Linked DNA regions of Mus musculus: region 2 is linked to region 1. The links are chromatin contacts, found by Hi-C or POLR2A ChIA-PET in ENCODE. All regions are on one chromosome and are shown on one strand. Each heading gives the region's core, a stretch centred on a gene start or an enhancer-like site at or near the end of the contact. The rest is flanking DNA. Distances are from core to core; before and after follow the strand shown.

Region 1 (3,309 bases), core at 247-2,746:
CCGTCACCTTCAGGAAACCATCTTTTCACTTGCCTCCTAAACAGGCAGAGCAGATGTCTAAGAGCTGAGCTGGACGCTGTGACTCTCTGGTTCCTGGGGTGGGAATTCCTTGCCACGGCAGCCCAGTTCCTGTTACCTTGGCAGAAGTCAAGGATTACTTTCCTCTCATTGATGGAACAGTTAGTCATGGATGAGGCATATTGGAAGCTTCCAAATCTTGCCTCTCCCTCTCACGCACCCTACATATCCCCACCCTAGTCCTTACTCTGATCTAGGAAATCTTAGAAACGACATATTAAGTGAAGATTTTCCAGGGTAACCTTCCTTTCTGGCGAAGTTTTTGGCGTTTGTGACATTTGTATGTATACACCCCCATAATCCTTAGACGAAAAACCGTTAAATGCTCACATAAGCAAGTCTTCAGAAGACGAATCTCTTGTACCTCATTTAACTTTTAAGATTATTCTCAATGTCTCTTTTTCCAGATATTTTAGGATTTAGGAGGAAAATGAAATTAGTTGAAACAAATCAAGGTAAGCTGGGTGATGAGAAATGAATTGATGTCTGCAAAGATTTCCCGTGCTGCTCACAATCTCTCTAGAGTGCCTCTCCTCTAAGGTGTAGGAAGCTCTGCTCCTTATCTGTTGACAGAAAACACAGGCTGGGGTCCATTCTGCCCAGAGCAGCAACATTCCTGGGACCTCATCCTTTTTCATACTTACCATGGGGGTAAAAAGCTCTGTATAAAGATGGAGTAATTGAAATCGCAACAGAACACCCTTAACAATCAAGAGTACCTCTGCTCAGGCTCAGGCTGCACTTCAGCCTGTGTCACCCGGGACTTGTTCCCAGAAGCAGAACTGACCTACAATTTGGGCTTCATACAGGAAGAAAGAGCCCATGTTACCAAGATGCACAAATTCAGAACGTGGATACCTCATTTGTTGTCACTAGGAAAGTTTTCAGTTAGCGTCTTTTCCCTTTCCCAGTTCAACAAATAAAATGCTTCCATTCTGCACTCTCTCTCCTCTCTTGTCACCTGGCCTGTTTCAGACACTGCGAAATAAATAAATAGGTAGATAAAAATAAAAAATAAAAGCAAATAAAAATACAATTAAATTAAATTTTTTAAAGGTTCCCAGATTTTCACATTTACCCCAAGCAGTAAAGAAGGGTCTGCCACCCTACAGGCAACTTTCAGGGGCATAGCGTCAGGTTATCAGAACTACATAGCGACCCCCAGCCTGGATAAATGTCGTTGGTGACCTTAAAAGTATTTATTTTAATCAGCAGTATCAGTTTTGAGAGGAAACTTCTTTCTAGCTTTCTGAGACAGCAGGGTCCGGGCTCCCGTTCCCTTCCCACCCAGGCTGTGCCTCGAGGCCTGGAGAACGTTTGCCTCGGTGATGGGAAGGGAGCACTGGCCTCTCCTGTGCTGCCCTGCACGTCCAGTGGCCCAGCACACAGCTGCGCGGGGGAGGGGAACATGCTCTCTAGCCCGGGAGCAGCTTTCCCAGAGGCCAGACAGAGGCTCTGGCCTTGCAGGGCGCCTCCCTCAAGAGCCTGAGGGTTCTTGGCAGCATGAACCCTATCCCTGCTGGGAGCAATGACTTTCTCAGGCCATGCTGAGGCCAGATGGAAGGCCGTGGGCGACTAGCGCATGCGTGAGGCGAGGGTGGCATTCAGGACAGTGGAGGAGGTCTCCAGGGCCTCAAGGGCAAGGCAGCTAGGGGCCCACTGAGAACAGAGCTTACTGGGTCCTACTGTCCTTCAGGTTTCTTAACAGCATGCTAAGGACATTGCACAGCTGGAGGTCAGCCAGTGTTAAAGGCACAGGTTCTTTAGAGGGTAACAGAATAACTGCCTCTCTTTTACATCTTAGGAAGCTAAGATTTAAAGCTATGGTTTTGTATTCTGCAAGCTAGTATCAGATCCAGATCTTACTGGTATGTCTGTGACTGTCTCCCGGTCACTTATCAGGTCTCTAAAAACCCATGTACTGAAGGCACATGGGTCTGCAAAAGAGAAGTATCCGTACATCAGTGTCTGTAACCACAGCGACTCTGAACTTGGGCACAGAGTAGAAAGGTTTGACCTGATGATTAATCAAACAACGCCAGCTGAATGTCTTTGGTGAAATCTAATTTCCTGTTCGTGAAAAGGAGATTAAAATGGAGCCCAGCCCCTAGAGTCCTGGCATTCCCAGGAGATGAGGTACCCATTGCTTAGCCGAGCGCCTGCTGGTGAAAGGCAATCAAATGTCTGAGCAACCATCTGAGAGGGAGACAAACACAGCAGAGAGATTGGTGCTTCAGTGTGAGGGCGGTTAGGGAAAGAGCCTTGCAGGATCTCCTAGGCAAAGGAGGAAACACCGGCTTCCCTTCCCCCCTCTCCCAGTAACAATGAATTGTTACTCACACCTGGGCACCTCTCAGCAGCATGGACTGCGCTCAGCATGGTGGCTCCAGCTATTTCTCGCTCTGGCTTCCCTGGGTGGGCCAGGCTGAAGATGGAGGAATCGCAGGAAATGGATGCTTGTGTAAAGTGTCACAATGGAGCACATGGAATCATAGATGGTTGAAGATAAAGACCATGGACCTCCTCGTGTAAATGAAAATGGAGTGAGAAGCTTTGAGGGGTAGAGTGATAGCAAGATTCCGACTTGAATTAAGAGGCCTGATGTTTGGCATCCCTGTGGTTCATGCCCCCCACACTCGGGGCAGATACCTTACACACACAGTACAGAGGGCAAAGAAAAAGAGGGAAAATGGTAATGAAAAAAAGGATTCCTTTTTCCTACCTTATGCAACTTCATATTCAGCAATACCATTTACTGTGATCATTAGATTTAAAACAAACAAACAAACAAACAAACAAACATTTAAGGCCAGGCTTGATGGTGCATGCCTTTAATCCCAGCACTCAGGAGGCAGAGGCAGGTGGATGTCTGTGAGTTCAAGGCCAGCCTGGTTTACAAAGCAAGTCCAGGACAGTCAAGGCTCTGATACACAGAGAAGCTGTCACAAACAACCAAACCAAAACAAACGTTTAAATTGATCTGAGAGGAAGACAGCAAGCTCTGATCATGTTTTGATTGTGCCCGTAGAATATCCAGATGCATGTCTCCAAGAAGGGTTAGGATCACAGACACCAAGTATAAGAGTCTTAGAGTTGTCCAATGGGGAATATTCAACAAAAGGTGATCTCCGAAATAGGGGCAGGGCTCAGATGGCCATAAAGTGCAGAGACAGGGGTGGGGCGTGGGGGGAGTGACTCACAGAATCAGGAGAACTGAACCTTCACAGATCT
Region 2 (3,636 bases), core at 771-3,270, 34 kb after region 1:
AAACAACCTAGAGGTTCCTCAGCCAAAGAACAGACAAAGAAAACATGGTACATTTACACAATGTAGTATCACTCAGCTATTAAAAACAATAACTTCATGAAATGTGTGGGTAAGAGGTAGAACTAGAAAAGATCATTCTGAGTGAGGTGACCCAGAGCCAGAAGGACAAACATGGTAAGTACTCTCTTATAAGTGGCATTAACCATAAAGAATAACCATGCTACAATCCACAGACCCAAAGAAGGTAAGTAACAAAGAGTGATTAAGGGGGAATCACATGAATTTCACTGAAAAGAAGAAATAGAATAGAGATCATGGGTGGTTGGGGTGGGATGGCAGACTAGACAGAGGGGAGACGGAAACAGGACAGATCATGTGAGAGAGAAGACAGGAGGAGAGAGTACTGGGAGAGACAACTAGAACGGGGAGGGCATCTCTGGGACCAGCTAGAAACTTAGGGCAAGAACAGTCCAAGGAATCTACGAGGGTGACACTAACTTAGATCCTAGCAATGGAGGATATGGAGCCTGAACTGGCCATCTCCTGTAACCAGGCAAGACTTCCAGTGGAGGCATTGGGACACCAATCCAAATGCAAAACCTTCCACATGCAATTCATCCTACCTACAAGATGTGCTGGGACAGGAGCATAGCATAACCATCATCAGAGAGGCTTCACCTAGCAACTGATGGAAACAGATGCAGAGACCCACAGTCAAACATTCGGTAGAACTTGTGGAATCCTGCAGAAGAGGGGGAAGAAAGATTGTAGGAGCCAAAGCGGTCAAGGACATCACAAGAAAGCCTACAAAATCACTAACCTGGGTCCACCAGGGTTCATAGGACTGAACAGCCAACCAAGGAGCTTGCATGGGACTGGCCTAGGCCCTCCGTACATAGGTTATAGTTGTGTAGCTTGGTCTTCCTAACAGTAGGAGCTGACTCTGTTGCTTGCCTTTGGGACCCTTTTCCCCTACTGGGCTGCCTCATCTAGCCTCAATAGGAGAAGATGCACCTAGTCTTTCTCCAACCTGACATACCGGGGTTGGTTGATATCCATGGGAGGCCTCCACTTCTCAGAAGAGAAAGGCAGAAGGAATGGATGGTTAGGAGGGGTAGTGGTGGGTGAGAAACTCAGAGGAGAGGAGGGAGGGGAGACAGAAGTCAGGAGGCAAATTAATTAATTAATAAAACAATATCATTTGCCACATTGAGTTATGTCCCTCAAAAATAAGGTTTTTTATTTATTTATTTTTTTATTTTTTTTTTTTTTTTGGTTTTTTAAAAAAGCCTTTTCCAAAGCAAACAGAGCTATGATTGTTCTCCTTAGAAAGGGCTGAGGTACAGGCTGTTTTTAAAGGAATGAACTCCCTGAAGGGTTTCTGAAATCTGAGTCAATTTTAAAAATTCCTTCTGCATGTTGCTTGTTAGGACCAAAGCAACTGTATAAAATCAGGAGCCGTGTAAGCCCCAGTCCTAACCCTGTCCTGTCAAACTGCCACAGGGGTTTTCCTCGGTGTCAAGCCAAAACATAAACAAACAGGTTAAAGATAACATAGTAAGATTGTAAAGAGTGGGAACAGCCCACTGAAGCATTCTATAACGTCGTAGCTGCCCCTTGATTTAATTTTGTTGGCTTTCAAAGTAACATAAACCTAGTGGTCTCTTTCTTGGTCAGTTGCATAGCTTGCTCATGTTCCAGGCTTTTTAGATGCAGAAGTATTTTCCCCTTCCAAGCATCTTGTGACACTTCCATCCCCTTACCTAACAGGGTGGCTGGATTTATTTAAGAGGATTTTGAAGTTGATCCCTTTTATATAACTCAGAAGACCGAGTAACAGAAAAGAGCAAAGGAGAGAAGATGTCAGGGAGAGAGATTACAAACACGAGCTTCGCCTCGGAGGTGCTCTCTAAACAAGGAGAGGTCAAAGGTGCTCTTAACGGACAGACAGAGCTGGAGTGTGAGGAGCAGGTTAGCTTACATCCATTCATCAAGGGTTAAGCTTTAAGCCTAAGAGCTTTGGGTGAGTCATGGCCAGAATTTGGCAAAGAAATGCAACACCTTATCTCTAATCAGCCCTGCCTCAAAATAGCTCTGTCTTCCCTCAGGCAGAGACTCATCATCCCAGCTAAGCACAGTGCATCGAGGTGCTGAGCCCCACTTAATCAGAAAGTCTAGCTGTGCATGTTATTCATCTCTTGCACAAAGTTAGCTCGCTCTCTCCTTCTCTCTCACTCTCTCCCTCTCTCTCTCTCTCTCCCTCTCTCTCTCTCTCTCCCCCTCTCCCTCCCTCTTCCCCTCCTCCCCCTCCCCCTCCCCCTCCCCCTCCCCCTCCCCCTCCCCCTCTCCCTCTCCCTCCCTCTCAGTGGAGCAATGCATAATTTAGCAGAGCTGAAAATGACTTGCACAGATTCAGGATATCAGGCAGGAAAGAACCTTCCAACTTTCCTGGGCTGACACTTCTTCATTCTACAGATGGGAAGACTGAGACCCAGAGATAAAGGCTGTGCCCAAGAACACACAGTCAGTTGGCAGGGGTGAGGGAGACCTTCTCCAACAGGAAATTAGCAGCGCGGATGAGGGAGACATTCTCTTTCTCCTGGCTGTGCTGCTAAACTCTGGAAAAAAAAAAAAAAAAAAAAAACCCTGGTCCATTTTCCTTCCGTTGTTAAGGAAGTCATCAATGCTGCCAAGAGTTTCCAAATCAACACTCTTCCAGGCAGCACTTATTAAACTCTCACTGGGGCCTCTCAAACCTCTGTTTCTAGCTTCATGATCCAGACAGCATTTGATTGTTTGTTCATTTCACATTTGAGATTGGGATAGATAGTCTACTGCAGTTTCTTTCTTTCTGCTGGAAGAGAATGTAACAAACAGGAAGTTAAAGTTCTTGTGGGGTGAGGCTCAGACAAAAATGCCCACTGGCATTATCAGCTGCTTCCCCCTAACACACACACACACACACACACACACACACACACACACACACACACACCCAAACGCCCTCACCCCAGCACCAAGCATGAACAACACTCAGGCTAGTTCTGACTCGGGATTTGACCTCCTAGAGGCCATCTACAGAGGATGGCTCGGCAGGAACATTCCCCCCCAGCAGTTCCCCTCCCACCATTTGTACCCTGTGCCCACTGAGAACTCTTCACACAATCTGGGCCTTGTCCAGGCTGTCTGAGGCACACAGAGTCTAAGGCACAGGGCTTGCAAAAGGCTGCTGGAAACTGAACGGGATAATGGAGATTTAGAATTCAGACAGTTCCAGGGCTGGAATGTGCTGCTAGGAAAATGCCTGGCTCCAGCTAGCTTCAAGCAGTTTTGTTTCAGGTTGTTACTATCCAAGACGTTGTGTCCAAGACTAAAGAGAAATAGAACACTAAGGCGCAGGAAATCGGATTTCAACTCCCTCCCATTTCTCGGTGATTGTTGTCTCTTGAGCGTTCCCATTTGTTTTTTGCCTGAGTCACTCTGGATGGACTTATCGAAGCTCTTGAGTGGAAATTGGTCCCTAGTTGTTCCTCGATGTGGGCGTTATCTCTTCTAGGAAAACTCCAGCCTTCCTCCTAAAGACCCCAAGCCCTCTAACTCCCACTAGACTTCCTACTGAAAGCTGAACAAATGGCA

The links. Hi-C counts contacts between places; a loop is a spot of excess contacts on that map. ChIA-PET counts read pairs that join two places held with the same protein, here RNA polymerase II (POLR2A).
Region 2: a map of heart shows a loop between it and region 1 (4-fold over the local background). The contact joins two enhancer-like sites. A Hi-C loop is called at or near these places in 4 of 37 maps with a recorded cell type or tissue (CH12.LX and heart). POLR2A ChIA-PET finds 5 or more read pairs at or near these places in 1 of 5 experiments (Patski).

What each region holds. Positions count from the first base shown.
Region 1 is chr3:65,869,800-65,873,108 of GRCm38, forward strand. No RefSeq gene overlaps it. Among named protein-coding and RNA genes, the nearest start is that of Gm35039, 57 kb to the right of the region's middle. Within about 2 kb of position 1,497, at least 1 of the 3 ENCODE cell types and tissues checked has a DNase peak (open chromatin) inside an H3K27ac peak, as active enhancers do; it is heart, where a contact is called at or near this core.
Region 2 is chr3:65,902,836-65,906,471 of GRCm38, forward strand. No RefSeq gene overlaps it. Among named protein-coding and RNA genes, the nearest start is that of Gm35039, 24 kb to the right of the region's middle. Within about 2 kb of position 2,021, at least 1 of the 3 ENCODE cell types and tissues checked has a DNase peak (open chromatin) inside an H3K27ac peak, as active enhancers do; it is heart, where a contact is called at or near this core.